Regions from separate parts of the Homo sapiens genome. Here all the other regions are linked to region 2. Evidence: chromatin loops called from intact Hi-C (ENCODE). Cell type or tissue: CD4-positive, alpha-beta T cell. All regions are shown on one strand. Region 1 overlaps NELL2 (neural EGFL like 2). Region 2 holds the start of NELL2 (neural EGFL like 2). Region 3 has its middle 56 kb from the start of NELL2. Region 4 overlaps NELL2 (neural EGFL like 2).

Region 1 (8,000 bases), 62 kb after region 2:
GTTGACACTGATGTTGCTGTGTTATCTAGAATATAGGAATTGTGTAGAGAAAACTTGGGAGTATACGTCCCCAAGTAAGGTTTTTTGATTTTTTGCTTCAAAGGTGACATTTTTGAAAAAAGATTCCTGAAACCTAAGTTCAGTAATTCATGTGTGATTTTATTGTCCTGTGTTATTATATATAGCATAAAGTCTTTTTGAAAAATAATTTACCAAGAGTCTGAAACTCAGTATTTATCAGCTGCTACTGATAAACTTGATAAAGTTTTTTGAAAGATGTTACATGTAAAAGATACTTCATAAAATCAAATTCTACTATTCTTAGTATATGTTTGTTTCTTTTTTAGATACTCCCAGAAGCATAAAAGCATCCACTGCTACAGCTGAACAGTTTTTTCAGAAGCTGAGAAATAAACATGAATTTACTATTTTGGTGACCCTAAAACAGACCCACTTAAATTCAGGAGTTATTCTCTCAATTCACCACTTGGATCACAGGTAAATGTGGTTGCTGGAGTTTCCTGTGTTTTCATTATATGTGGTTAAATGAATATATTAAAGAGAAGTAAACAAAAGCTTTCTTCTCTTGTATATCTCTTTATGATTTGGGAAGCCGAGGTGGGCAAATCACGAGGTCAGGAGTTCAAGACCAGCCTGACCAATATGGTGAAACCCTGTCTCTTCTAAAAATACAAAAATTAGCTGGGCTTGGTGGCGCGCGCCTGTAGTCCCAGCTACTCGAGTGGCTGAGGCAAGAAAATTGATTGAACCCAGGAGTTGGAGGTTGCAGTGAGCCAAGATCATGCCATTACACTCCAGCCTGGGTAACAGAGCGAGACTCCGTCTCAACAACAACACAAAGATTGGTTTAAGATAGAATGGTTTTGTTACATTATACAAAAATCACAAACACAGGTAATTGAAAGTAATTGCCTAAAAGCAGAAGGAGCTGCTGCTTTTCAGGTTAGTAAGAAGTTGCTATTCCTAAAACAGATTTATTCATTACTGAATTCCTCAAGAGGTATATTTCTCAATTTTAAAGCCAAACATACTTCTTAATTTGTGAATAGTTATCCACAAAAATATTATATTCTAATGCTTTGTAAAATTGTCTGGGTTTAGAGTTTAATAGTCGTATAATTGTAATCATTGACAGACAACTTCCTTTTTTACCTCATAGTTGGCAGCAGTGACAGCTGTCTTCTTGGACATGGATTGTATAAAAATGGTGTCTACTATCTTCCAGCCTTTGTCATATGTGAGACAGGATTAGGAGCTCTGGATGGGGGGAAAGGAGGAAGAAGAAGAAAGTCATTCATGATACTTGACATATACATAAATTGCTATGAAGTAATACCAAATAGTTTAAGATTATTCCTTCTGGAAAGAATAACCACAGTTCTGGGAAGGTCCACCACTTACTATCTGTGGACATTGGGGAAGTCACCTAAGATCTGTATCTCAATTTCCTCATCTGTAAATTGAGGATAATAGTACTGCTTCATAAGTTGTTGTGAGGATTAAAGAATTTATACATATAAAATGCTTTACCTATATAAAAACTTTAATGATCCTGTCCAAGCATGGGTATAAATCTCTTTATTTGGTTTCTCTTATCGCAGATGAGGCAGTCTGGGACTTTGCACATCTTTACTAAATACTAAAGAGCAAACGTAAGAAAATCTATGTGGAGAACAAAATATAGCAAGGCTGACTTAGTGAGGAAGGTTCCTAGGGACATACTATCTCGCTTGCTCTTGGGGCTTGAGGCCCCATTTAATTACATCTTTAGCTCCAAAGGATAATTTCCCAGGCCCTTCACTTGGGTTTCTTTCCTCCCAGATTCTGGCCTGTTTTTGAGGGGAGGGTGCCATCCTAACACTCACCTGGTAACTGGGAAGAGCAAGAAAGGGAGCAATCCCATCTTCAAGGGTTCACTGGGCTATTCCCTTCAGTCTGTTTTTGGTTGCAGGGAGAGGCCTTGTCTTCATGTGGTTGAGATCCAGTGAGCTCCTTGTTTATAGCAGTGTGTCTCTGCCCATGTCCATTGAGCTTTCAGGCAACAAGAGTCACATGTAATAAAGCAAGATTGTTCATTTGCAGAACAACCTGTTGTATTTCTGATTACCTCTACATGCTAGGAAAATTTCGCCTTAATTTTGCACATTAGATTTTGCTTCCCTGTGACTTTCTCCCACTTCCCTGTTTGTAGAGACATAGAACTCACCCAGCCTTCTTCCAGATGACATCCCTTACATAGATGATGGCCACTGCTACCTCCTTTCTTACTGCTCCTGTCTCTGTGCTAACTGGTGCTAGGGCCCTCCATCTGCTCCTCCTGAGGCTTGTCAGGCAGCATTTCAATGGGTCTGTTTCCCTCAACTGTGAGTCCTAGATGGTCAGTGTTTGTATTGGTTCCCAGGGTCGAACACCTTAACTGTACACACTCTGACCAGCACAGACTTCTTGCAATCTGCAAACTTTTTCCACCTAATACTTCTTAAAATAGTTTAATGTTTTTTTAAGCAACTGAAACATTTTAAAGATATGGGCAACTGAAATACCTGACCTTCATCAGGTGGTTTGCTGTCAGGCAAATCCTTTCTTACTCTTCCTGTGAGGTAGATTTATTAAAGTTATAGGCAGGGCTTTAAATGTATTTATTTCAATTGAAAATAATATTTATTGTTTTAGATTATAGAAGTATGTTTTCGTTGTAGAAAAAATTTGGAAAACTGACAGAAAGAAATAGGAAAATTGATACAATCATGTTACTAAAAGACTAATGTTGAAGTTCTGTCGTATTTTAATCCAGTCCTTTTGTCTATGTGTATTGATACGCCATATTTTGTTTAATCAACCCCTTACTTTTGGGTATTCAACTCATTTACTTTGTAAATTTTAATAAATAATAATATGATGAATATTTCTTATACATAAGTATTTGTGCTCAGCTGTTAGGTTTTCTAGTTATACCTTTAAAATTTATATTATTTCTGAAATTTCTTGTTTTACTTATTCAGTCTATGGTTGTATCTCTGTCAATGTCTATGAATTTATCTAGGAAATTATAAATTATGTAGATATTATCTAGATAGGTTATTATTGAACAAATATCATATTTGAGATATAGTATATCATTCTATGATGTGGAAAATAATTTAGATTTGTAAGGCACTTTCATTTGCTGAGTAAGCTAACAGTTATTAAAGGCTTACCATGTGCCAGGCACTGTGCTCCATGCATTACATGTGATTAGTTCATTTATCATCAGTATTCAAGAGTGATTAAGAGTGTAGACCTGGAGATGGACAGCATATATTCCAGTCATAGCTCTGCCACTCATTGCTTTTGGGGCCTTGTACAAATTACTTAATTGTTCTGTACTTCAATTGTCCCCCTCTGTAAATCCATATAGAGTGCTTGAAAATACTAGCTATAAAAATTCACAAACCTCTCATAATCATACAAGATCAGCACTCTTATTTTCATTTCAAAGATAAGAAAAACAAGCCTTAGAGATAAGTTCTTAAAGGTTCCATGGGAATAAATGGGAGTAGGCTTTTCCATCAGTGTGATTATAGAGCCCACCTGCTGAACCTCTGTGCTATCTGGTCTCTCCGTGTCTATGGGAGATCATTAAACTAGGTTCTTTATTGCCTTTTTTTCAGCATCATTTAGCTAGTTACTGACAGAGCCAGAACCCAAACCCACTTTTTATTATTGAGTCTTTTTACTAATGCCCTGTGATATTGCCTTCTATCATCTCAACAGACCTTCTGTTATGGCTTGTATTGGATTTTTTCCTGTTCTTCTTGCTGAAGCTATCTTTCTTTAGTTATCTTGCTTTTCCTCACTCATCTATTTAGTTTCATCATTGCCTAAACACTTATTTCATTATTTTCTGCTTTCTTTCACAAAAATTTTAAGGTGGCTTATAGAAATATCTACAGGACAAGATAAAATGAAACATATACAAATCAGAGCAAACAAAAGGATAAAAACCTTGTTAAATAATTAGGATAATTCAACCATTCTTGGCACTGAAACCATACACATATTTCTCATATGGCCTTTTGTGGTCAAGGTAGTAAGTGTCCTTAGAGAACAAGTTCAGGGGACTTTATGGTAGCTGGTCACTTCAGAAAAAGCAGATCCACAGTGATGTTGATAACATACATCTAGGTATGAAGGTCTTTGAAGCAACACTGCCCCCTTTGGAGACACTTTCTTGGTAATATGCAAGACAGTCATATACAACCAAGTTTTCCTGCTCAATGTGCCAGTGGAGCCTTCTATATGAAGGCCTGGTAAGTAGACTGTGTCCTTCACACCACATTGCATGTAAATTGCTTTTCTCAATGTAACTCAGTCACTTCCAACTGACAGTGATTAGGTGTAGGTCCAGCGCTTCAATGGGTGCATTCTAGTTCACCATAGTAAGAACTCTTCTGCATGCCCTGCTGAAGGATGCTTATTTTTCTGGGTTTTTTTGGGGGGAAGATGGGGTGGCAGTGGCATTGTGACGCTTCTTCTGAGCACATGTTCTTGCCTGCCTGGGAGAAAGCACAAGAGCAAGATCTTGAGCAAGAGCAAGAGCTTGAGCTATCCCTCTGTGAATTTAGACTCTGTGAGTTAGACTACAAAGTCTCTGCTATAGAATAAACATGAAATGAACATTAATATTATTATTAGAGGTGATGTGAGACTGGCTCTCTCTTCCTTATGTCTGTTCCTGACTCCAGTGTTATCTCCATATGGGCTATTTGCAGTGAACACCTAGCTTATTGGGAAGCCTGCTCTGAAGCCTAATTAAAGAGGGAGAAGGTAGGAACTGATGGAGACTGTGGGAATGGTAGCTTCAGCACTCGTGGTAATGGAGTAAAGCGATAGGAGTATAAATACTAGCCAGGCACAGTGACCTATCTGCTCGGCATCTATGTGTCACCCTTTTTCTTTTTCTCTGCTTGTTCAAATCCGGCACGTACTTCAGAACTGCGCTTATATCTCCAGGAAGCTTTCACTGACCTTTCCAGTTTACATTAATTTCTTCCTACATCAGTTTCCAATGTATTTAAAAAATTTGTGCCAGTTTTTTGGCATTCTAACATATAATGTCTTTAATTTTTTTTTTTTTTTTTTTTTTACTTTTAGTTCTGGGATACATGTGCAGAACGTGTAGGTTTGTTACATAGGTATACATGTGCCATGGTGGTTTGCTGCACCTGTTAACCTGTCATCTAGGTTTTAAGCCCTGCAAGCACTAGGTATTTGTCCTAATGCTCTCCCTCCCCTTCCCCCTGACCCCTTGCGAGGCCCAGTGTGTGATGTTTCCCTCCCTGTGTTCATGTGTTCTCATTGTTCAGCTTTCACTCATGAGTGAGAACATGCGGTGTTTGGTTTTCTTTTGCTGTGTTAGTTTGCTGAGAATAATGGCTTTCAGCTTCATCCATGTCCCTGCAAAGGACATGAACTCATTCTTTTTTATGGCCGCATGTATTTCATTGTTATTTAAATATTTTATGTGTATACATGTTTGTTAATTTCATGAGACATTAAAATATCATTTACTGCTTCTGATTACAGTTGTAACAAATACATAATTTAACTTTTAAAAATCTAAATTGTAGCTTTCTTAAAAAATTGGTAATACATCCCAAGGTTCAAAATGTAAAAGGCACTCCATTCCTGTCCCCTGCGACCCAGTTTCTATCCCTGACGGCAGCCACTATTATCATTAAGGCATTCAAAAACAAAAAAATATGTATAAAGAAGAAAATGAAGCTCATCCAGTCAGTGGTTTGCTGGAGCTGGCTTGCCTACTGGCTTTAGGGGCTGAAATTTTGTGAACTGGTTGACATTAGTAGCTTGAAATAGGCCATGGTATGAGTAATTATTCCATGGAAATCAGCAGATGCTACAAAACAGGGCTTTGAAAAATATGCTTTTTCAATGAACCTTTATTTTTGCATACTTTTTAAATACTCTCTTTCCAATACAAATGGGCAGATGAACCAATAGCTTAGAATTGGGTCTCTAGAGAACAGAGAGCCAATTATTAAACATTTACCACTGCCTATAATTCTGACATTTAGCGATAACCCCATTAATGCTGTGGAATGCAGCTTTCTCATCCTTTTCTCAGGTGAATTTGTGTGTTTGTGTAAAATATTTACATAGTTGACAATAATTTTTGATTAGATGTTAAGGTTTTCTGCTGTCAAGGATTGTGCATTAAACTTGCAAACTCTATTACATCTGTCATGATGTCATACACAGATGCTAAATAAATATTTGGTAGATGAAGAAATGAGTAAAAGATGAAGAGAAAGGTTATTATGAGTACATCAGGAATCATAAATGGCATCACAAAGTTTTCATCAAGCTAGAGTGGTAGGATTTGGAGAATGTTCAAATTGCTATATTGATGCAGGGTGCCTAATCCATCCTGAAATGTCCTTAACTCTAGCATGAGGAATTCACTAACTGGCAGCCACTGCCTCGAAACAGCTATAAGTCAAGTTCTTAGAGAATAATGACAACTGTAATAAGCTATATGGCAACATCTCAGCCACGGTGTTAATGCTGGATATCTAATCACACAATTTTTTTGGTTTGGACATATGGATTAATGGGCATGCTCTGGATTCTAGGGTATCTGAAGTGAACTAAAAGCAAGAAGAAAGTAGGAAGGGCAGATGATCACACTGTTGCAGAATTAAGAAGAGGGCTTCAGTCAAACCTTGGCACTGAAACATAGCTTCAAACCAAGTGGCATAATTATGAAACTCCCGGGAACTCCATCAGCAGTGCCCTGGTGTGCCATGAACAAAGCTTCATTTGGCCTCCCAACCTGAGATGCTGGTTTCAAATGGTGTTCCTTAAATAGAGGCTGATATTAAAAATTAAGCCACAAACTTCATGTGAGCACAGTGTAAAAAGAGTTTTGGCTCTTCAGTCATTTCAGTATGTTCACCATCAGCAGCATAACCTAAAAAAAACCAGACAGTAATATATGGCAGTTGTTGGAAAGAGTTAAGACACTCAGGCTGATTAAAGGAGTTCTCTCATTATTATAGTTTTCTGACTATTGTGTTTCGAAAGGTAAATAGAGAATAGAGAAATATTTTTAACATATTGATTCATTTATCCATTTATACAGGAAACAGAAGAGAAATATGAAAAATATAAAGGATTGTTGAAAAGCAAAAGTATATTTATCAGTAAAAATAAAAGAAATTTATTGAAAATTCCAAAGAAACTGTTTCCTTCTTCCATGTTTTACAAAACTGCAGTTTCTTCAGGATAAATAAAATCCTTATGTTATCCTTCATGTGATTTGGTGTAGTTGCCTAGATTCTGTTCTGTGGTTTATAATATTTCTTCTTTATTTAAAATAATCTTGGACTTTAGATATACAAATTTGTTCCAAGGGGTTTATTAGGAATTTTGCTGATATCCAGGCATTATTTATGCTTCTGACTTTGAATGCTTTGCAGATAGCATACATGGAGATAATTTGTGGCAATAGCTTTGCAAATAAATATTAAACTGTCCTGTAGTTTGTCATCATCTTCTGTATTAATAAACTTCAGGTGAAATAAATGAGATTTTTCTATCCTCTTAATATTAATTATACATTCTGGGTGAGTAAAAATGTATTTATGTATGAGGCTGAAAAAATGTGTCTTCATGTTTGTGAGTGCTTGTCATGTATTAAGCCATTTTTCTTTCTTGACATTAGTAAGTAAAAATTAAACTTGCTGGCAATATTTGCTTGGCTTAATGGTTCTGAACTAAAAAATGACTTTGTTTATTATGGAAGAAATTAATAGACTGACATAAAAGCTACTAAACTCATTACTTTCTGCTTGCACTTTATTTAATAAATAACTTTAAAGATAATAGGATTTATAAATTAAAATTTCAAACTCCAATTTCTACATAATTAAAAAACTTTACTTAGATTTTATTTTCTTGAAGTGTTTCTATATCATTAT
Region 2 (8,000 bases):
AAAGAGTTGAGGATAAAGGGATTTGATGTGGTAGTAAAGCTTCTGTATTCGAACTGAAGTGGTAATGTATGGACTCTAGGTAGAAGGTGAAAAGTTAAGTATGTATATTGTATTCCCTAGAATACCAATTTTAAAAGCTTCACAAAGAGATATAGTCAAAAGAACACATAGATAAAATGGAATACTGAAAATACTGGCATTCAGTGGATAGAGACCAAGAATTCAACTAACATCCTACAAGGCACAGGACAGCCCCAATAAAGAATTATCCAGCCCCAAAATGTTAGTAGTTATAATGTTGAAAACTCCTGCCCAGGTTGAGAAACTCTGCCCTAGCTAATACAATGGCTCACCTTTACTATGGGTTTCCAAACCTTATACCTTAGTTTTAGAGAAACAACTCTTCACACCTCCCCATACTCATATTTTAATGATTTCCATACTATTTAATTAGGTCAAATAATTACAGTAGCAGGTTCAACTAGAATTATTTTGGGTACCAAATACCACTGTTCTGGAGGGAGCCTCAGTGTGTATGGTACTGGAGATAAGCCCATTAACCACCAGCTTTCAGCATATGGATGAGAGTCAGAGAAACTCGAGAGTATCCCTACTTTCATGAGTTGGTTGAACACAGGTTGGTTAGGAGGACTTTTATGTGGAAATATATATGTGCATATGTATATTTATGTTTTATTCTTTTCTCTAATGATAGCATTTTAAATGCTACGTTATTTAAAATTTATTTCGTGTAGCTTCTGTAGATACTTATTACAATTGAATATTTTAGATGCACAGCTGTAGAAAGGTCTTTAATTCTCTGATGATTAATTTCTTTTCATTGATTAATTAAATTGTATTATTTATTTGGCATAGTTTTTCAAATTTGGGAAATTGCATATGACAATCCTTTATCACTTGTAAGTACTGAAATATTTCTCAAACTTTACAAAGTTACAAATAGAATTAAATGGGAAATTCGATAAGAGAGAATTAAAAATTAATTTAAAAGAGCTCCCGAATTCTGAATCTTTTGTCTTAAAAATTCTAAGGGCAGATCTAAAAATACCTCTTTCCCTATAGTATAATATAGTATATGTATTCCACTATATGATAATATCTATAACTATATATCTATAGATAAAATGTATATTATACTCCTGCCTTGCAGGGGGCTCAGACTACCCAGTAGGCATTTTGGTAACTGTAGCTGTTAGTATCCAGTTGGAGAATTCAGTACCCACATGTTTGCATGGAAGGTTAAGAAACCCAATTGATCTTTGTACAGATTAATACCATAATGGTTTTTTAAACTCTTAACTTTTCCAAAATGAAAGTGGAATGCCATTCCTCAAAATTTACCTAAAAATTTTAGGGCTATGTTCAAAAAATATTATGTACCATTGATCTTGAACATACATGTGCCTGCTGAAAAATGGATCTCAAAGGACACCACTTTTATGGTCCCGGACATATGTGGTGAAGGGCAGGTAGAGCCTGCATGAGTGTGGTCAACAGTGGGATGGCTCTTCTCTCTCGCCTGGGCTCCATCTCCTCCCTCTGCTTATTTACGTATTTATTTATTTCTCTCTCTCTCTCTCTCTCTAACCATCTCCTCTATGTAGGTAGATATTTCGGCGTGAACAGACGCCCTGGCTCAGTTCCCCTTGCCTTCTGCTGTATGCTGGTCCCAGAGAGCCCGAGTCCGGGTCTCCACGCTTTATTTGGCAGGGGGCGCGCGGGTTCCGGAGCTGTCCAGCACCTCCTGGCCAAGTTCTCTGCGCTCTCCGCGCCCGGGAAGCTCTCCGCGCCGGGGAAGCTCTCCAGCGCCCCGCCCCCGGCAGGGAACCTCTCCACCAGGACACCCGGGGCTTCCCAGGCTCGCCATCCGTCCCCACCAGTCTCTACCTACTTTGCCCAGCTCCACCTCGGCAGTGCAGCGTGTTTTGGTGGCCTTCCTCCGCACGCCCTGGAGGGGGAGTGCCCTGCACCCCGGGGCTGCTCCGGAGCCCAGTGCACGAGTGCACATGGGCTTCCCTCCTTTGCTTAAAGGGCAGGCGAGCGCTACTCGCTCCAGCCTTGCCTCCTGCAGCTGGGTGGTCTTTTTTCTCTCCTGTCTTTCAAGACACGCGCCCGAAATCGAGGGGTGAGAGCAAAGACCGCCCATCAACTTAGCACCTTGGATTTAGAGCTTTCAATCCCGAAAGGAGGTTGGCATTGCCCGGGTCATCGAGAGAGGGAGGGAGAAGAGCTGAGGCTGCAACGGCTCCTGGGCTCCCTAGACCGGGTTTGGCATCCAGGAGACCGTGCGGGAGACCGACGCTGAGCGCCGGCCTCGCCCTCGGCGGCCCCTCCCTCCTCCTTACCCCGCCTCCCCCGGCCCGCCCCTCCCTCCCCGGAGGAGCAGTCTCTCCGCGCGTCTCCCGGAGCTTTCTCCATTGTCTCTGCCTTTACAACAGGTTCGGGCGGCGGGGAAGACGGGGGGGTGCGGGGCCGCCCCAGCCCGGGCTTTCTTGGGGCCGCCCCCCTTCTACCGGGTGTGCGAGTCTTTGGCTGCTTTTATTCGGCTCGGGAGCTAATTCCCCGACGGAGCCGCGCCGGGGCGAGTCCGACCCCTCCCTCCGGGCCCCCTCCGGGCCGCGCTGCCGCCTCGGCCCTGCGTGTGGGAATGATGTGCGCATTGGAGGGTCTAAGTTCTTCACGCGCCTGGGGAGGCCTCCCTTTTCTTTCTTAGGCAACCAAAGCGTATTAATCCTACTGATCAGTAAATCCGAGGCAGCAGCAGGAGAGACAAACGTTATTTTCCCGCTTGATTCCAAGAACCTCTTCGATTTTTATTTTTATTTTTAAAGAGGGAGACGATGGACTGAGCTGATCCGCACCATGGAGTCTCGGGTCTTACTGAGAACATTCTGTTTGATCTTCGGTCTCGGAGCAGGTGAGTGGCCGCAGAGCTGGGGCTGGGGAAAGGGATGGCTCCCGCCTCGGGGCAGCATGGGCTGGCTGGGGAAGCCTCGCTTTTCCCGGACCCAAAGTAGGTCTGGAGTGGGAAGCTTGGAGTAAGGGGGCGGGTTTGGATATGGATTTTTTTTTTTTCTGTGCTTGCCTTGGAGACCGCGAGGCGGATCACGCCCCTAGTCCAGGGTCGGAGGGCTGAGGGGGAACTTTGCAGAGAGAAGGGTTTAAAGGAGGTCATGGAAACGGGACTGGGTGCTCCGCTATTTAAAGCTTGGCTGCTGATCTCAGGTAAGGCTCTCGGCGGAGGAGGAGGCAGTCGCCTCTCATCTTCAGTTCCCAATATTGTCGCGAAAACGCGGTTCTTTGCTGCCCTGGAGGAAGAGACTTGCATTTTGATGGAGCTTTTCCTTTTTCTCTCTCCCACCTCATACCCCTCACCAGTTTGGGGGCTTGGTGTGGACCCTTCCCTACAGATTGACGTCTTAACAGAGTTAGAACTTGGGGAGTCCACGACCGGAGTGCGTCAGGTCCCGGGGCTGCATAATGGGACGAAAGCCTTTCTCTTTCAAGGTATGCCCGGCGTGCTGCATCCCCACTGTGATTTCAGTTCCGATAACCCCGGCAGGAGTTGCTCTTGCCGCTTGTCCTAACTTTGTATTGCCTCATGGATGACAGTACTTTAGCTGAGGTGTAGAAGGGCCAGTGTGAGACACATATCCCTATCTCTTTTAAGTGGTTTTTTCTCCCCTGCCTCACCCTTCTCCTTCGTACTTTGTACTCTTGCCAGTTCTAATGGATAGTCCCTTAATTACTGAGCAGAAACTCCTATGGCAGATGGTTGATTTTAGAATCTGGGGAACAATGAATTATAACACAAACGCCTCGTTTGGGTGAAATTGATTTAGGTAGGAAAAAGGATAGCTTAATCTTAGTTAAGACACTGATCTCTGAAAGTTTCAGGTACGATGGTGCCCTGCTTGGAGGAATTGTTTTATGGGGGTAGCTTTCTGGAAAAATTAATGCCTCTGAATATTTTTACTTACTGCATATCACAGTCGCAGTATATTTGAGGCAAAATTTATCTTTGAAAGACCCTCATTCTTCCTTCATCCACCAATAACAAGAGAAAGGGAATAATGGTCTCAAAAGTATTTTGGAAAGATTTCAAGTAAATGTTAATCTAGAAGTGTATCTCATATTATCATTAATTGTGTACTTACGATTTTACAACTTTTTTTTGAAGTCAATGGATATTGGCTGGGCACAAATGTCTACATCTCAAATTATATTTAAATGTGTTGTGCAGTCAGAAGCAAATTCCAATGCAGCAAACCTTCAACTTTGATTAGAGCTTTTGAGGATTGCTTGTTTGTGGAAAGTTGCCGTAATAAGAGCTTCTAAAAGGTAGCTAAACGTGTACAGACAGACTAGATTCATGTATGGTGAAGAATACATGAAGGCAAAAGAGAATGGAGTTTGGTTTAACATATCTAATGGACTAAAGCTTCTTGCCCTACCTCACCCAGATTTTTGTTGTTGTTGTTGTTATTTTGGTGCCATGGCTTTGAAAGTGCAATTCATAATTACTAAAGAGTTGGATATGCAAAAGGAAACCACTTCGGAAAATATGCTACCAAGAAATAGAAATAAAATAAAACTTGAGTGTTTCTGTAGTGGTGTTGTTGCCTGATATAGCCAGTATGTGTCACCATGGACACTAAAACCAAAGCTTAGAGTTGGGAAAGGAGGAAATTCACATGTGTTACATTTACTTAAAACAAGTTTGCTCTTATAAAAAATTAAAATGCAATTTTCTGGCTTAAAAATTATTGTTTAAATTTTATGTTTAAGTTAATTTTTTATTGTAACAAATATTTATGGTAATGTTTTATTCACTTAAGGGTCTTTTATAAGAGGGTGGGGCTTGGATATTGAATCCTTTAAAAACAATGACCAAATATAATAAAGAAGATAAGGCTACATTGTCAGCAGAATTTCACACAGTTGAATAGAAGTGTCAGTAGGGTTAACCTTCTGTTTTTTTTTTTTTGTTGTTGTTGTTTTGTATTGTGTTGTTTTTATCTCTGATTTTTAATCCCTATGAACTGGAAACAAAGTTATTTCAGGACTGCCAATTCGAGTAACTGGAAAGCTTTATGGAATCTAAAGCTCCTAATAAACAAATGGTATTGTAGTGCTCTTAAAATTTACAAAGCTCCTTTAAATTTTATTAGTATTCTACCTAGTTTCCTCTGAAGAGTGTCTGATCTGTCACAAATAGAAACCTTCAGGACTGTGCATTTTATATTCTGATGCTAGAAAATTAAACCATTTTTAGGAAATAGTCTCAGGAATCGATAACTTTTCCTGGTTAATTAAAAATGTTTAGTTATTCATTTTTATTTAAATTGTCAAATTCTTCAAGGTAGGTGTTCAAAATACATAAGGCATATAAAATGTTTTGTTTGAATTGTCCATAGTAACTAGATATCCATGTACATTGATGAATTGGTTGTTTTTCCTTCCTTGTTGATGCCGAGCTCAATATTTAGACAGAGTAAATGCCTAACAAATATGGTTTATGAGATTTGAAGGTGTAAAATTTCATTTTCTGCCAAATTATGGACTTTATTTAATATAACCAATCAATCAGCAAGTATTTCCTGCATGCCATGTTCTCAGTAGGCATATATTACTGATGTATTGATTATGCTCTTGTGATTTCTTTTATTCTAAGATTCGGATTATGAAATTGACAAAAGGTGGCCCTTTGGCCATGCATGGAATTTCGCATTACCTTGGCAAGGTCTTTGCTAATAGCATTTGGAAACTTGTTAAGAAGTCAGTTCCGAGTCTTGCTGCTTCATTGAGATTTCCTTTGGCTTTAGAGAGAAAAAAATATACAGACTGAAGATTTTATAGATTCTATTTACAGTGAGTTGAGGGTGCTGCAGATATTTTGTACGGTATATACATATACACTATACATAGTCATAGCAGGAATAGTAACAAATTACAAAATCCGTGAGATGCTCTCAGGTTTCATATGAACCTATCATATAAGTTTCTTTGTGCTATCAGATATGTTCTAAATAGATGGAAGAGATTTTTGGACCATCAAATTTTTCCTGCAGTAATGTAACCATCTTCTTCTGTCTTTTAGCTTTAAAATAAAGAAATCTCAACATATACTTTCCCAGTGATTTTTGCTCATTTAATATTGCTTTTCCTTGTGCCAGTTTTTCTCCTTAGTGGATTTTGAGATGCATGCAATTCAATACCTTTTGAAACTCGTAAATTTATTATTATCTATACCTAATAAAAACAAATGGAAATATATTTTAAAGTCATATGTTTTAAAAATAATAATAGCAACTATAGTATCACTAAAATGGTTTTGTTGTTGTTGAAATTTGATTTATAGTTGTTTTGGAAATTCAAGTAATAAGATGCTAAATTAGATTACACCTTAATAAATATGGCTTTTGATCTTTGCCAATTACCATAATTTTCAAAAAAGGAATCCAGGCAATTTTCTAGTCATTTCTAGCTATAATCTGACTTGCAGCCACAAAAATACACTTATTATGCTTTTAAAAATTAGAGGAGTGAATGTAGACAATAAAAAGACCTATGAAAGGTTATAAAGGGTTCTACTTTCTAAAATCTAGGAAGTATTCCCCAAGATAATGATCATAATAATGTTTTTTTCCTCTCTGTACATGAGGGATCAGGAATGAGAGTATACAGAAGCACCATTCTAGGACTTTCTAGCAATGTTAGCATGATTTTTAGATCTTTGATTTTAACAATTAATCTGGCCAGGTTCCCAAAGTAGATAATTTCCTCTGTTGGTTTAATACAATTTCTTCTGAAGTGTTAACAGATTTTATAATCTCATTAATCCATAGAAGAGAAGTGGATAAAATCAAAGCATGTTTTTTTTACAAGTTGTTAAGTTGAAAATAAGCTTAGTAGTTATTTGTAAAAAACTTTAAGGTTTTAAAGGGAAAAAAAGGTCGTACGTCTCCTCTTATGCCAGTGTTACGCAGAGTGAAATAGGCATTTGGTAATAGACCATGGACTTTAGTAGGCAAAGGTAACTGCATTGAGGAAATCGAGGTGGCACTAATTTGTCTTCAGTATGATGGTTGGTGAGCATCTGTGGACTTTGAAGTGATGGCTGTTGGTGCCCAAATAGTGTGGAATAACACAGTGTTTAAGAGATGCACTTAGAAACAAGATAGACTGAGGTGGAATTTCATTAGTTGTTTTACTGTGGTGAAGTTACTTAATTTCTCTAAGCTCCAGTACCCTCAATTATAAAATGATCATTGTTATGACAATTAAGCGAGTTACTTTCATTCTTTCAAATAAGTTATTTTTGGGAAACTAGCATACTGCTAGGTGTTAGGCACATAACAAATGAAGACGTTAGAACTTAACTTTGATTTCATAGTGTCTTAAAAATAGCCGTTGAACAATTACATAGTTACAGACCTAATCACCATTAAGATAAATTATATGAAGAAAAACTGAAGATATAATGGGAATCTATATTTTAGTTAGGGGAGTCTCAGGCTCAGGGAAACCATCTTTGAAGAATAGTCATTTAAGCTGATAGTTGAAGGATATGTAAGAGTAGTCCAAAGAAGAGAAGCTATGGGGATAGGCAAAGGGACTAGTGTGTGAGCAAGGTTCTGAGCATGGGATGAATGTGCATTTGAGAACGTGGAGGAAGTCTAGAGAAGTAGAAACATAGGGCATGTGATATGAAATAAAGTATATGAGGAAAGCAGGAACCAGGTTACATGGTAGGCTATACTAATAGAGCAGAATTGAAAATTTATCATTATGGAAATATATATTATGGTGGGCAGAATAATGGTCCTGCATAGATGTTCATGTCTTAATTCTTGGAACCAAACAATAGGTTACGTTATACAGCAAGGGGAAGTTAAGTTTGCTCATCAGCTGACTTTAAGATTAGGAGGCTATCATAGGTTATCTGGGTGAGCCCTGTGTAATCAGAAGAATCTTTT
Region 3 (8,000 bases), 57 kb before region 2:
TCTATTTGTTTGTATCCTCTTTAATTTCATTGAGCAGTGGTTTGTAGTTCTCCTTGAAGAGGTCCTTCACATCCCTTGTAAGTTGGATTCCTAGGTATTTTATTCTCTTTGAAGCAATTGTGAATGGGAGTTCACTCATGATTTGGCTCTCTGTTTGTCTGTTATTGGTGTATAAGAATGCTTGTGATTTTTGTACATTGATTTTATATCCTGAGACTTTGCTGAAGTTGCTTATCAGCTTAAGGAGATTTTGGGCTGAGACAATGGGGTTTTCTAGATATACTATCATGTTGTCTGCAAACAGGGACAATTTGACTTCCTCATTTCCTAATGGAATACCCTTTATTTCCTTCTCCTGCCTAATTGCCCTGGCCAGAACTTCCAACACTATGTTGAATAGGAGTGGTGAGAGAGGGCATCCCTGTCTTGTGCCGGTTTTCAAAGGGAATGCTTTGAGTTTTTGCCCCTTCAGTATGATATTGGCTGTGGGTTTGTCATAGATAGCTCTTATTATTTTGAGATACGTCCCATCAATACCTAATTTATTGAGAGTTTTTAGCATGAAGAGTTGTTGAATTTTGTCAAAGGCCTTTTCTGAATCTATTGAGATAATCATGTGGCTTTTGTCTTTGGTTCTGTTTATATGCTGGATTACATTTATTGATTTGTGTATATTGAACCAGCCTTGCATCCCAGGGATGAAGCCCACTTGATCATGGTGGATAAGCTTTTTGATGTGCTGCTGGATTCGGTTTGCCAGTATTTTATTGAGGATTTTTGCATCAATGTTCATCAAGGATATTGGTCTAAAATTCTCTTTTTTGGTTGTGTCTCTGCCTGGCTTTGGTATCTGGATGATGCTGGCCTCATAAAATGAGATAGGGAGGATTCCCTCTTTTTCTATTGATTGGAATAGTTTCAGAAGGAATGGTACCAGTTCCTCCTTGTACCTCTGGTAGAATTCGGCTGTGAATCCATCTGGTCCTGGACTCTTTTTGGTTGCTAAGCTATTGATTATTGCCTCAATTTCAGAGCCTGTTATTGGTCTATTCAGAGACTCAACTTCTTCCTGGTTTAGTCTTGGGAGAGTGTATGTGTCGAGGAATGTATCCATTTCTTCTAGATTTTCTAGTTTATTTGCGTAGAGGTGTTTGTAGTATTCTCTGATGGTAGTTAGTATTTCTGTGGGATCGGTGGTGATATCCCCTTTATCATTTTTAATTGCATCTATTTGATTCTTCTCTCTTTTCTTCTTTATTAGTCTTGCTAGTGGTCTATCAATTTTGTTGATGCTTTCAAAAAATCAGCTCCTGGATTCGTTAATTTTTTGAAGGGTTTTTTGTGTCTCTATCTCCTTCAGTTCTGCTCTGATTTTAGTTATTTCTTGCCTTCTGCTAGCTTTTGAATGTGTTTGCTCTTGCTTTTCTAGTTCTTTTAATTGTGACGTTAGGGTGTCAATTTTAGATCTTTCCTGCTTTCTCTTGTGGGCATTTGGTGCTATAAATTTCCCTCTACACACTGCTTTGAATGTGTCCCAGAGATTCTGGTATGTTGTGTCTTTGTTCTCGTTGGTTTCAAAGAACATCTTTATTTCTGCCTTCATTTCGTTATGTACCCAGTAGTCATTCCGGAGCAGGTTGTTCAGTTTCCATGTAGTTGAGCGGTTTTGAGTGAGATTCTTAATCCTGAGTTCTAGTTTGATTGCACTGTGGTCTGAGAAACAGTTTGTTATAATTTCTGTTCTTTTACATTTGCTGAGGAGAGCTTTACTTCCAAGTATGTTGTCAATTTTGGAATAGGTGTGGTGTGGTGCTGAAAAAAATGTATATTCTGTTGATTTGGGGTGGAGAGTTCTGTAGATGTCTATTAGGTCCGCTTGGTGCAGAGCTGAGTTCAATTCCTGGGTATCCTTGTTGACTTTCTGTCTCATTGATCTGTCTAATGTTTACAGTGTGGTGTTAAAGTCTCCCATTATTATTGTGTGGGAGTCTAAGTCTCTTTGTAGGTCACTCAGGACTTGCTTTATGAATCTGGGTGCTCCTGTATTGGGTGCATATATATTTAGGATAGTTAGCTCCTCTTGTTGAATTGATCCCTTTACCATTATGTAATGGCCTTCTTTGTCTCTTTTGATCTTTGTTGGTTTAAAGTCTGTTTTATCAGAGACTAGGATTGCAACCCCTGCCTTTTTTTGTTTTCCATTTGCTTGGTAGATCTTCCTCCATCCTTCTATTTTGAGCCTGTGTGTGTCTCTGCACGTGAGATGGGTTTCCTGAATACAGCACACTGATGGGTCTTGACTCTTTATCCAATTTGCCAGTCTGTGTCTTTTAATTGGGGCATTTAGTCCATTTACATTTAAAGTTAATATTGTTATGTGTGAATTTGATCCTGTCATTATGATGTTAGCTGGTTATTTTGCTCTTTAGTTGATGCAGTTTCTTCCTAGCCTCGATGGTCTTTACAGTTTGGCATGATTTTGCAGTGGCTGGTACCGGTTGTTCCTTTCCATGTTCAGTGCTTCTTTCAGGAGCTCTTTTAGGGCAGGCCTGGTGGTGACAAAATCTCTCACCATTTGCTCGTCTGTAAAGTATTTTATTTCTCCTTCACTTATGAAGCTTAGTTTGGCTGGATATGAAATTCTGGGTTGAAAATTCTTTTCTTTAAGAATGTTGAATATTGGCCCCCACTCTCTTCTGGCTTGTAGAGTTTCTGCCGAGAGACCAGCTCTTATTCTGATGGGCTTCCCTTTGTGGGTAGCCTGACCTTTCTCTCTGGCTGCCCTTAACATTTTTTCCTTCGTTTCAACTTTGGTGAATCTGACAATTATGTGTCTTGGAGTTGCTCTTCTCGAGGAGTTTCTTTGTGGCATTCTCTGTATTTCCTGAATATGAATGTTGGCCTGCCTTGCTAGATTGGGGAAGTTCTCCTAGATATTATCCTGCGGAGTGTTTTCCAACTTGGTTCCATTCTCCCTGTCACTTTCAGGTACACCAATCAGACGTAGATTTGGTCTTTTCACATAGTCCCATATTTCTTGGAGGCTTTGTTCGTTTCTTTTTATTCTTTTTTCTCTAAACTTCCCTTTTCACTTCATTTCATTCATTTTGTCTTCCATCAGTGATACCCTTTCTTCCAGTTGATCACATTGGCTCCTGAGGCTTCTGCATTCTTCACATAGTTCTCGAGCCTTGGCTTTCAGCTCCATCAGCTCCTTTAAGCACTTCTCTGTATTGGTTATTCTAGTTATACATTCGTCTACTTTTTTTTCAAAGTTTTTAACTTCTTTGCCTTTGGTTTGAGTTTCCTCCTGTAGCTCGGAGTAGTTTGATCGTCTGAAGCCTTCTCTCACCTCGTCAAAGTCATTCTCCGTCCAGCTTTGTTCCATTGCTGGTGAGGAGCTGCGTTCCTTTGGAGGAGGAGAGGCGCTCTGCTTTTTAGAGTTTCCAGTTTTTCTGCTCTGTTTTTTCCCCATGTTTGTGGTTTTATCTACTTTTGGTCTTTGATGATGGTGATGTACAGATGGGTTTTTGGTGTGGATGTCCTTTCTGTTTGTTAGTTTTCCTTCTAACAGACAGGACCCTCAGCTGCAGGTCAGTTGGAATTTGCTAGAGGTCCACTCCAGACCGTGTTTGCCTGGGTATCAGCAGCAGTGGCTGCAGAACAGCGGATTTTCGTGAACCGCGAATGCTGCTGTCTGATCGTTCCTCTGGAACTTTTGTCTCAGAGGAGTACCCGGCCGTGTGAGGTGTCAGTCTGCCCCTACTGGGGGGTGCCTCCCAGTTAGGCTGCTTGGGGGTCAGGGGTCAGGGACCCACTTGAGGAGGCAGTCTGCCTGTTCTCAGATCTGCAGCTGCGTCCTGGGAGAACCACTGCTCTCTTCAAAGCTGTCAGACAGGGACACTTAAGTCTGCAGAGGTTACTGCTGTCTTTTTGTTTGTCTGTGCCCTGCCCCCAGAGGTAGAGCCTACAGAGGCAGGCAGGCCTCCTTGAGCTGTGGTGGGCTCCACCCAGTTCGAGCTTCCTGGCTGCTTTGTTTACCTAAGCAAGCCTGGGCAATGGTGGGCACCCCTCCCCCCCAGCCTCGCTGCCACCTTGCAGTTTGATCTCAGACTGCTGTGCTAGCAATCAGCGAGACTCCGTGGGTGTAGGACCCTCCGAGCCAGGTGCGGGATATAATCTCCTGGTGCGCCGTTTTTTAAGCCTGTCGGAAAAGCGCAGTTTTAGGGTGTGAGTGACCCGATTTTCCAGGTGCCATCTGTCACCCCTTTCTTTGACTAGGAAAGGGAACTCCCTGACCCCTTGCACTTCCCGAGTGAGGCAATGCCTTGCCCTGCTTCGGCTCGCGCACGGTGTGCTGCAACCACTGTCCTGCACCCACTGTCTGGCACTCCCTAGTGAGGTGAACCTGGTACCTCAGATGGAAATTCAGAAATCACCCATCTTCTGCGTCGCTCATGCTAGGAGCTGTAGACCAGAGCTGTTCCTATTCGGCCATCTTGGCTGCCAGAAGAAATTTTATTAATTGAACAAAGAAGAAGAAAGAAATAAAAACATTCTGATTCCAACTACCCAACCTTATTTCCTCCCAAGCCTCCTTGACTTACTTCCTTCTTTCTGATTATGGGTATTAAAGGATATGCTCCTTTAATAAATATTCAGAAACTGCACCTCAGCCATGTTAAGGGTTTTCTTGTTGCCTTTCAATTTTTGAAAAAGGACACAAAAGTCCAAACTTCCAGATTCTTTCTTTGGTTCCAGGGCAACGTATAATATTAACTTTGTATTTTTCTTTATCTGTGACATAGTCGGCCATAAATCACCTGGTTACTGTATTATATACGTTAGTGTTCTAGCATAATAGTAGTTTTTGCTGTTTGACAGATGTTCCAGACTAAAATGTTGTAAAATAATAGATCATTAAAAGAAACTAGAGTTGATGGCCAAGAAATTCAATTTTTTTCCTAACAGAATCAAAGCATTTCACTAATTAGTTACTTTATTCCACAAGATGGCGCTGTAGTTCTTCCAATTATTTGGAATAGAGCAGCTCAGGGTTTTATTTTTAAAAGTATCCTCCCCTTCCTTCCTTTGTATAAAAGTGACACATAAGAAAGAATGTAAGGCTGTTACTTCATAATAGGCCTGATTTACTATATATTTTAGAGAAGTCCATGGTAATAGCCATAGAAGAGTCAATAACAGGAATTAGTACACAACAAATTATAACCAGAAATGAGATATGATTATTTTTGTGCAGTTTCTTAAATAAACATAGTCTACCCTTTGTTTATATGCTATGAATTAGAAATTATTTTTTAAAGCTTATGGATAGAATTTTAATGTTTTTTAGTACTACTTTGGGTGTTCAAAATCTGAGCTGCTTAACTCACTGGATATTTCTATGTCTTTTGTAATAACTTTTAAAGCTATTGCATAGGGCTTAATCCATTTCTTTATGATAGCCCAGCAATACCAGCATTACCTGGGTCTGTCTGATCTGACAGGAGGGTCTTCTATTAAATTCTGTTTTAAAAAATTCAATTTGTTTAGTCTTGTGCAGAAAAACATATTAGATATGGGACTAATTTCTTTTTAGTAAATATTTTAGTGTTTAATTTGCATCTCAGTTTTGTTCTAAATATTTTTTAGTTGTATCCTTTTGAAGTTAAGACTTGCCAAAGTTCCCAGATAAATTTGCATTTGAATCAGTTTATAGTAATGATTTTGAGCCCTTTTATGTGCAAAGGACAGTTTTAATTGGATCTGCTAGGAAAACAAAATTTTATTATTCCTTTCAAAAAACAAACATTGCTTAAAATAAGTTTGGAAGACTTGTATTTAAAATATTTTGGCAGTGAATTATTTTTAAGTTTCACTTTGATCATACTTGGTAAGTTTAATAAAAATTACATATTGACCCCAAATACTAAAGATTTTAATTAATGCCCTAACACAGTCTCCTTGTTAGAATCAGAAATTTATTAAGTAAAAAGCCCAAACATCAAGGGAAAACAAGTAAATTAGTGTGTGTAATTCTTAATTATGTCTAATTAAAATCAATTTGTAATGCATTTACATTCACAAAATCACGTAAGTTATCAGTGTCTGAGACAACAGTTTGTGTTTATGAATAGCACATTTGTAAGGAGTGAATTAGTTAGTGTGCTAATTAGAAAACTCTTGCAAGAGAAGACAGGTTGTAGTTCATTTTTATCTATTTCTCTCAATTTTGATCTTATAGTGGTGAGTGGGTGGAAAAGCCATGATTAAGTTTAAAAGCTCTGAATGTACATTAGCAGATATGTTTGTTCTTTTAGTTGGTGCTTTAAGTAGTTTAGCCATGTATACACTTATTTCCATTACTACTAATTATGTTTTTGAAAGCCTACTATGTGTCAAGCACATCATGCCTTTATTTAATTCATACAATAGTTGTATGGAACAGGTAGCATTATTCTGCGTTCACAGATGAGGATACTGATGCTTAGAGAAATTTAATAATTCATGAGGGGTCAGACAGCTGGTGAGTGGGGCTTGGGATCTAAAGGCAAGTTCTTATGACTCCAGAGCCTGCACTTTAAACCACTAACGTGCATTGTATTTGCAACTGCCATGTCAGGTAGCTTTTAGTGAAGTCTGCCAATTTTAGTATGAAATATTCTGTTTGTAATGTGTAAGGAGTAGGTCAGGCTTTCTAATTGTGCTGTTTATGTAAGGCACAATAAGGACTTTTGCAAAGGGGACTTGTCAAGTTATCATGATACTGGCTGCAAGCCAGAGGTTTCCTTAGCAAAGTGCTAAGACAAGGGCTACTGGGGTAAAAGGGAAGCTCTTATTTCCTCCTCTTTACCCCCTAAATTGCCCACATCTCACTTTTTCAATGTATAAAGTACAAGCCCACCTAGGTTCTACTGGGTGAACTCTGCGTAAATTTTAAAAATACTTAAAACCCACCAAATTTATTACCTCTCAACAGACTTAGTCAAAAGATGCAATGTTTCTATTCCAAAATGCTGTGATCTTCTTAAAAGAAAAGAATGAGTTTAAAAAATACTTGATGAGCTAAAATTGCTGCTGAAGTGCTTTTTGTGTCATTTATTAGGGAAGATTTCCCACATATTCTGTTGCTAAGCCCCTAAAAGTTATTAAAGGAAGCACACTTGTGAATATCTTCAAAAAGTGGGCAGGTGGTCATCCCAAGGAGATGAGTTTGGGTAAAGTGAAGTCTTCATAGAAAAATCAAATTCTTAAGGCTTATTGCAATCCTAAATTAACCTAAACTCTAAGTTTTCTTTGATTGACTGAATGATGCCAGAAAGATCAACTGGGCTGTACATAGAATTGCACAAAGCACAATTAGACAGGCAAAGTAGGGCAACACACATCTAATGGCAGAAGGTTTCGTGATTCAAATCGATTGACTGAATGATTCTTTCCTTCAGTCTGTCATTTAACCATCTGTCCAGTTGCCATTTAACAGTTACTTAGTAGCATATTTAATTCAGTATTTATTGATCCCTCTGTTACAGGCACTGTGTGAGGTACTGCAAGCCTTAACTGACACACAAAATTAAATAATCAATTCAATGCGTTTGCCTCAGCGTGTATGTCTTTTACGGTCCTGATGATTAAATCGTTTTAGACTGAAGTCCTTGCGTTTTATTGTCAGCCTGTTTGAGCAAGTGATAATCTGTCAATCAATAGAGTCAATGGAACTTAAATTATTTGGGTGACAGTATTGATCAAAGTGTTTGGTGTTTAAAGGTCTTGGTGTGGGTTTTCTACATAGTTATTCACATAGATAGTAAGCAAACTGTTAAGTCACATCCACGCAGTGTTCTAATAGGAGTGGCAATAGTAGTAATCATAGTAATCATTCTCAAATTTATAATAGTAAGGCTAACTTCATTGGTGAGAACCAAACTTCTTTTTTTTTTTTTTGAGACGGAGTCTCCTTCTGTCGCCCAGGCTGGAGTGCAGTGGCGTGATCTTGGCTC
Region 4 (8,000 bases), 99 kb after region 2:
CCTTAGCCATCAGTGCTTCCCATTTGATTTTACACATTGACTGCAATAAGTAAGTGTAGTGTCCTCATTTTAGGAAATGGAAGATTCTAAGAAATGACTGTCTACTCACGTTCCTTCTTTGATGTTTCTTTTTTGCAGAATTTATGAAAGGGTAGTAGAAAAGCCCTCCACAGACTTGCCTCTAGGCACAACATTTTGGCTAGGACAGAGAAATAATGCGCATGGATATTTTAAGGTATCTTTTGGCAAAAGTCTGAGAATGAAATGTAAATGCTTTCTAATGAGTTTCAAAAAGTAGATTTTACTTTTTATGGTGTGAAACAAAATAATTTGATTTGTAAATTAGAAAATTTGTGTCTGTTTCATTTTTTTAAACAGTAATATTTTAGCCAGCAAACATTATTTTCTCTTCTTTTTTCAATGAGTTTAATTGTTAGATATTACAGAAATGATCACAAGGCTGCAATCAGGGCAGTTAACAGGTCATTCTTTGAATTAACCTTTCAAAGCAATAAAAATCTAAAATGTTAACATACAAATAAACTCTCCACCACTGAAATATAACCTTTGATGATACTTTTACAAAGATGTTAATAGCGGATTGAAAGCTTTTTAGTATATATTATTCATGGTCTCCTTGTACTGCAGAAAGTGAGAAAGGAATACACATATGTGCACAAATCTGTCAAAAGAGAAAGCAGTTATAATTTATATCTTTTCCTTTAATATGTACTTGGAGACAACACTTCATAGAATTTCTTCATTGGAGAGGCTCTAAGGGACATGTCATTTAACTTTCCATATTTTAAAGATGAAGAAATAAAGTCCAGAGAATTGCTTGACTACAAGCCCATAGTGCAATCATTTTCCCCCAGTGGCTATGACAGTCCCTACAACATGGAAGTGGCTCGATGAATGATTACCAAATCAAACAATGATAAGTGATAGTTCAACTCATAGATTTCAAGGTAGATCACATACCAGTGAATTTAATTGTTTTCTAAGCAAAGTTTATAATTCTATAAAGGTGTTTTGGGAACTTATTTAAGCATTGCCTGTTACCAGGAAACCAGATACTTGAAATATATGATTCCATCTAATAGTAGCCTTGCTAGTCTTGATGCAGGGTCATTTTTTATTTCTGTTTTATTATGCATAAACCTGCACAGAGGGGTAAAGTAACTTGCTTAAAGATAGGCAAATAGTAAGTGACACAAATAGGAAATTGGTTCCATGCTTGCAAATCCTAAAACCATGCGCTTTTCCCAGGTAAGGGATAGCAGATGTGTGCTGTGAGTCCCAAATCTCATCTCTATTTAATCGTGACAGTCCTTCCCATGGAGCCTAAGTGTGGCCTCAAAATCTCCACATGTCAATTATGTGTACAACTCTGGGGGTCATTCTCTTTATTGTAGTCCATAAATAGTATCCATTAGAGTTGTACAGTGCATAAACTATATAACCGTACACGATAGCCTTGTTTTTATGTTGCTGCTTCTAAGTGATAGGAGTTGGTACACAATTTATTTCATCAATCTAGGCCCAAGCACACACTGGATCCAGTAATACCCACACAGTAAAAATACTTAAATATTTATCGTTCACATTGATACATGCTATTAATCAGATTAAACATGTACAAGACATAGAGACCAGTATTTGACTGGTAAATCTTTATAGGTACGTTTAAAATTATATTGATGTCATGTTGGTACAGTTATTCCTATCATTAGATATTTTGTTTGCATTTTTCAAATGGATAAAGTAAAATATTAATTTAATAAAATATATAAAGGCCATGAAGAAATGGGGGGAGTGTGGCAGATAAAAGAGACAGCTGGATGTGTCTGATAGATCATTTCTGAGCCACCATTGGTCTTTGCTTTAGGAGCCCAGCAAGCTGGAAGCTAATTATACCTTAATGACTAAGTATGCATGTAAATTTTGCCTATAAACATGTGATAAAATTTTCTATGTAAAACAGGTCATTTCCAGCTGACATTTAAAAAATTTTCATTTTAAACTTTCTGTACTCATAAGAACTCATCACTATATTTTGCTGTAGCTGTTTAATGAATCTATTGTCCTTTTTAAATTGAGAAATTAGTTTTAAAAGATCCCACTTTCATGAGATGCTCAAATGAGCATGCTTTCATGACTCAGTTTTTCTATCCTTTTCTTTAATAATTAAAGTTAATTTAAAATTGGTATCAATTTCAGAGTTGCTGAAGCTAGAAATTATTATCAGGTTGATTTTTTTAAAGGTCATTTTCAAGCCCGTCAGTGGCTAACTAAAAATAACTTCTCAAAACAACATAACTATTGCCTCTTAGTTATATCTTGACATTTAATCTTAAGGCTTTAAAAACATTATCAATAAGAGAATACATGGGTAATCATCTATTGTGCCTGATGAATTTCTTTCCCTTTGGTATGAAGTGGAAATAATGTATTAACAAAGACTTTTTACTCAGGGATTTTAGTGAGTGTGTTCTGTAATATTTTCCTTCATGAACTTGACCATTGAACATAATTTGGGTAAATGAAAGTAATATGTCTTTTTTTTCTATTTTTCACACACAGGGTATAATGCAAGATGTCCAATTACTTGTCATGCCCCAGGGATTTATTGCTCAGTGCCCAGATCTTAATCGCAGTAAGTCTATTAGTTCTTGCACTGTGGAGTCCCCATATATTACTTGTCAGCATAGACTTAACCAGATTGAACCCCTTATAAATGCATCTTGACCAAATGTAGTGTTTGTAATTCCAGCCTGTCCAACTTGCAATGACTTCCATGGACTTGTGCAGAAAATCATGGAGCTACAGGATATTTTAGCCAAAACATCAGCCAAGGTAAAAGCTACTCAAGAATACAGTGTGGAAGCTTAAAAATCCTTGATGTTCCCAATACTTCCATTTATAACCATAGATTTTCACCTTCGAGGCTCTTCTTATACTATACTGTTTGCTAGGACTGAATCTAAATCTCTGCTTAAGGAAAGGCTTATAAATATTAAAACCCTAGCCATCTGTATAACAAATAATTCAGTAAATCAGGAATGAGGCAGATTACCTAATTTATACACTGCTTACTACAGGAGGATTTATTGTTTAGCTTTTATTATTATTTATTTTTATTCAGTTTTTCATTACAAGCAAGGAGGCAGTAGGACAGTGTAAAGAATATAGACACCAGAATTGTATCAAAGAAATGGTCCCATAAATGCTTTCTACCACTATGTTACAGTTCTAGGATTATTTACTAATATCTTAAGCATATGTCAGGTTTACCTACAATTTCACTAGACTTGTAATTTTGTATAGTAGTTACAGAATACCTGATGGTTGTGTTGTATGGTGTATGATTTGTTTCTTATACAACATAAATTCTGAATTTTATTTTTTTACTTGAAGAAGCATATAAATGAAATTAAACATTTTTCTTTTAAATGGAAAGTGCTTCTCTGCATTTGAGTGATGTTTTGAATTAACCTTTGATTTATGTCTTATAAATTATGTTGTTTGTTTCTAAGGCAGGGAGCAAATTTATCACAAAAAGAAGAGGAGAGAAAAAAACATTCTTTTAAATTAAATTAAAGTCTTAAATATGTTTATGGCAAGTGGTTGATAAGCACAGCCATCATCATTGCTACATACTTTAAAAAAAAGATACCTGCGGAGTGTTTCACATTTCTGTGTTGCTGGAAGGATGAACAATGTAAAACCCGTTCTTTTGTGCCACAGCTGTCTCGAGCTGAACAGCGAATGAATAGATTGGATCAGTGCTATTGTGAAAGGACTTGCACCATGAAGGGAACCACCTACCGAGAATTTGAGTCCTGGATAGACGGCTGTAAGAACTGCACATGCCTGGTATGGCTTCTATTTGAGTTGAGACTAAGGGAACTCAGATGCTCCCACTCTTTAAAAATTTATTAAAACAATGTAATCATGAAAATTTCAAGACCCATTTCCTCAAGACACAACACTAAAGTGTCAACAAACCTGGTCATATCTAAAGAACTGTGTTGCATTATTAAAAACACTTTCTAGCTTCTAAAGATGATTATGGTTTAGGAATGCTATAAAGTTTAAGTTTATTGGTACACACATGAAGTTAGCAATTTAAATTAGGTAAAGTGATTCCTAAAGAAGACTATCCTCTTATCCTTAACATTTCCAGAGATTTTTCTCCCTTGTGTTTTCATGAATGCATTTTCATGAAACTAAGTCATATGCAGCATTAAATATTGTGTCCAGATTGAGCAATATAAGCAAATTAGATAGAGTTTAAATGATTGGGACAATCTAATAGTTTATTAATACAGTGGAATACAAATTATAAAGTTTAAATAAATGTGATTTTGCTAATTGCTCGCTAATGAAGTAGAATATTTTATTGCATTATGATTTCAGAAATATATGTTCATTTTCAAAGAAAAGTTCAAAGAGTTTGGTTTTAAACTTTTAAATTACACATGAACTCATCTGTTAAAGCTGGTTTTCTGGAAAGAAGTCAGACATCTATGTGAATTAGGCTTTTAAAAAAATTTCTCAAAGTTCATCCAGTTTATTCAAAAACAGAATATCATGCATATAAAAAGATCAAAAGTAGTTCAGAACTGTGTGTGTGTGTGTGCGTGCGCACGCACATGCATGTGTGTGTGCGTGCGTGCATGTTCGTGTGCATGATACAGTTTTTATTCAGGAACATGATATGTTCCTAAATTTTTTAAATGGGGAGCAAAGGTTAAATTGAGTAGAAGACGGAATGTGGTATAGTGAAGTCAATAAAATGGGAAGCCCGAGCAGCCAGCTACCTGGGAGCTCTGGCCACCTTTAGGAATCAAATTCCTTGCGGTGGTCCTGTCTCCAGTTTGGCGCCTCCTTGTGGTGATTGTCAGCACCGCCTCCCCTCCTGGCAATGAATGGCCTGTTCTGTTCTCTTCACATGAAGAGTTTAAAATTTAAGGAATGAATTCAAAAATTCTTGAAAACTACTAAACTCTAACATGGAAATTCTTTAAATATTGTTTCCTTTTCAGAATGGAACCATCCAGTGTGAAACTCTAATCTGCCCAAATCCTGACTGCCCACTTAAGTCGGCTCTTGCGTATGTGGATGGCAAATGCTGTAAGGAATGCAAATGTGAGCATAACTTTTATGATGAATACTTTCTTTGGAAAAATAAAGCACTGTATTAATAAGTATTCACCCATCATTGGTTTAATCTGGGCAAGCTAAATAGCTTTCAGAAGTGATGGAATAAAGGAAGAATACTTTCTCTGTTTTGGTTGATTAGTTCTTTTCCATTTTAAAATGCTATGCCCCTATTCCAGTAGGACAATTTTTTCTTGGAGTAATCTATTCCATATAGTGATAGTAGTAGGAAACATGTGTAAGAAACTTACTGGAAGTTATTTCACTAATTGTACTATTTATTGTAAGTGTCTCCCAAATAGGTTAAGAATGGTTCACACGGCTGCAATAACCAAAGAAATCCATGATACAAGTGGCCTTCAGCAGCAGAAGATATGCTGTTCCATTAGCCCAAACAACAGAAGTCCACATTATTATAGGATTGTCCAGTGTAGATAAGGGCCATGGCCTTCATTCAGGGAAAAAAAGGCTCACACCACCATGTGTGGAAGCTTTTCTGCCTTTTAGCAGTCATTATATAGCAGTTCACTTCGGTTGTCAGAAAATACTTTTTGACTCATCTGTAACTACCCTTAACTGGGTTCTAGATCGTTCAATAAATAATGGAAATAATTTATTTATGTTTCTTATACTTTAAAAGACTTCACTTAAACCTTTGTTAAAAAGAGTGTTTAAAAATTTTGCTGTTTTTTCCACAAAGGAGTAGTAACATACATGAAAACTGAGTTGTTTTAAAGTTTGTGGAATATATAGAGCTCTGTAAATGCAAGTGTATTTATATGTATACTCTCAAAAAGACAAAGTAGGGAGAAGTGGCGGCGGGGTGGAGAGAAAGACAGTAGCAATGTGCTACTGCTGGTGAGGGTGACAAGCTATCAGAGAAAAATCAAGAAGTTGCTTCATAGTCCGTTGATTTAATTCCCTCAGGAAGGCATTTATATTTAATTCTATTAGGCTTTACATTGAAGCCAGTCCGTCTCATAAGACTGTATTAGCCTAGTCAAGTCGATTCAGTGGAACTAGGAAGGATTGAATACAATTTTTCTTACATGTCACTAGCTAATTTCCTTGGTGAGAAATAATCTGCATTTTTCTAGGACTTCTCTTAATAAAAGGAGGCTTGTGGCAATATATAGTTTTGTTTGTAGGTGGTTAGAAAGAGGAAGGAAGAAGGACCATATATACATATATGGCTTCATATTCATAATACAATAGCAAGGAATCATACTTTTTGCCTTAACTTCTTTTTTTTTTTTCTTGAGACGGAGCCTCGCTCTGTCGCCCAGGCTGGAGTGCAGTGGCGTGATTTCCGCTCACTGCAAGCTCCGCCTTCCAGGTTCACGCCATTCTCCTGCCGCAGCCTCCTGAGTAGTCGGGACTACAGGTGCCTGCCACTACGCCGGGCTAATTTTTTTGTATTTTTAGTAGAGACGGGATTTCACCCTGTTAGCCAGGATGGTCTCGATCTCCTGACCTCGTGATCCGCCCGCCTCAGCCTCCCAAAGTGCTGGGATTACAGGCGTGAGCCACCGTGCCCTGCCCTGCTTTAACTTCTTTTATCTTTCTTTACATCCATAATTTTATGTTGTTATTCATGGATATGACAGATTTGCATTAAGTGATGTCAGTGTTATTAGATACAGGTTGATTGAAATAACGGGCCATTGTGAGAGATTCGTCAGAAGTGAATTTCAATTCTCATCTTACCATTTGCCTGTGTTACCAAGAGTAAACTGCAGACTAAATCGGACTAATGCTTGAATTCTTCCCAATAAACATGCGGTTAGACATAATGAAATGATAAAATGTTTTGAGATTCATTAATGAAGAGTGTTTCAGGCAGTCTTTGGTGTTAATGATTGAAAACCAACTGTTTGCTTCATATAGAAAATAGTTAAAGCTGGAAGTGAGTGATCAGTGAGCAGACCACAACATAATGAAAAAAAAAAGCCATAGGCCCTCATTAGATATGGCTAAAAAATAATAAGTATTAAGCGACTTTATCTTTCTGTTCACATTTAATGATATATAAGTACCATGGAATAGAGAGGAATAGAGAGGGTTCATGCTTATGTTTGCTTGTTATTTCAAAGATTTGAAATTTTAGTTTTAATGAATTTAACATTTTACTAGAGCTAGCAAGACATTTCAGTAAACAGCCATAGATATTTCCCCTTAGGGAAATAAGCATTTAGTTCATATGGTGAATATTCTTAGCGGTTCTTTTTGGGAATGAGTCTCTGCAAAGCACAATTTAAAAATAAGTCACTGACAATATCCAGAAAATGTGCTTCTGAAAAGTCTTGTAGAAGACAAATAACACTTAAAATAAATGTAATAGTAATCCTTTGACTGACTGACTTAAATAGTACAGATTTTCATATGTATTTAAAAAAAGTGGGAGAAACCAATAGTTACACATGTCTATGATGTCTTGTATGTGTGTTTGTGCGTGTGTGTGTGTATCACCATTGCATGTGAGGAGAAACAGTCTTATTTTCCTATGTTAATTCCACAGTAGTGTCACTGTTATAATTTATGAAAATCTAATTTTAGTGGAGTAGAAGTAAATTCCTATGTTTTTTACTCTTTTAAATATAAATATAAGCCCTCTTCTTAGACCCTACATTGATCCTATCTTTGAAACGCTTCTGCTCAACTGCCTTTTTAATGACAAAACCTGATAAAATAGATTATTATTGAAAACAGCTTAAAGAGATTAATAGCTTACTGTTTCTAAAGCCCTTGGAAGGTAAAGCGTATAACCTAACTGCTGAATGTGACTCTGCCAAGATTGAAATGAACGAAACACGTGCATGTGGCCAGTCACTTTTTGG

Evidence for each region. Peaks named below come from ENCODE experiments on the same cell type or tissue, not always from the same donor. Only the 100,000 strongest peaks of a DNase experiment are listed, where the experiment ranks them.
Region 1: it touches region 2 in a loop (11-fold over the local background); 9 of 110 quality-filtered maps call a loop at or near these places.
Region 3: it touches region 2 in a loop (3-fold over the local background); 7 of 110 quality-filtered maps call a loop at or near these places.
Region 4: it touches region 2 in a loop (10-fold over the local background); 14 of 110 quality-filtered maps call a loop at or near these places.

Annotation. Positions count from the first base shown.
Region 1 is chr12:44,808,484-44,816,483 of GRCh38, reverse strand. It overlaps NELL2 (neural EGFL like 2), which reads left to right. Exons shown (of 20, transcript NM_001145108.2): 3 at 348-498. Among named protein-coding and RNA genes, the nearest start is that of NELL2, 64 kb to the left of the region's middle. In CD4-positive, alpha-beta T cell, CTCF peaks have their summits at 4,018 and 4,222; a DNase peak (open chromatin) is centred at 4,213.
Region 2 is chr12:44,870,753-44,878,752 of GRCh38, reverse strand. It overlaps NELL2 (neural EGFL like 2), which reads left to right and starts at 2,438. Exons shown (of 20, transcript NM_001145108.2): 1 at 2,438-2,938; 2 at 3,400-3,528. The coding sequence starts at 2,884. RefSeq lists enhancers at 1,314-1,813, 1,814-2,315. In CD4-positive, alpha-beta T cell, CTCF peaks have their summits at 1,976 and 4,644; DNase peaks (open chromatin) are centred at 1,942, 2,412, 3,552, 4,672 and 1 weaker place; H3K4me3 peaks cover 4,688 bases; H3K27ac peaks cover 390 bases; H3K27me3 peaks cover 900 bases.
Region 3 is chr12:44,928,211-44,936,210 of GRCh38, reverse strand. No RefSeq gene overlaps it. Among named protein-coding and RNA genes, the nearest start is that of NELL2, 56 kb to the right of the region's middle. In CD4-positive, alpha-beta T cell, CTCF peaks have their summits at 4,795 and 4,999 (motif pointing right); a DNase peak (open chromatin) is centred at 5,030.
Region 4 is chr12:44,771,898-44,779,897 of GRCh38, reverse strand. NELL2 (neural EGFL like 2) reads left to right here. Exons shown (of 20, transcript NM_001145108.2): 4 at 1-49; 5 at 139-235; 6 at 2,584-2,656; 7 at 2,774-2,856; 8 at 3,748-3,876; 9 at 5,049-5,151. Among named protein-coding and RNA genes, the nearest start is that of NELL2, 100 kb to the left of the region's middle. In CD4-positive, alpha-beta T cell, CTCF peaks have their summits at 4,711 and 4,922 (motif pointing left); a DNase peak (open chromatin) is centred at 4,887.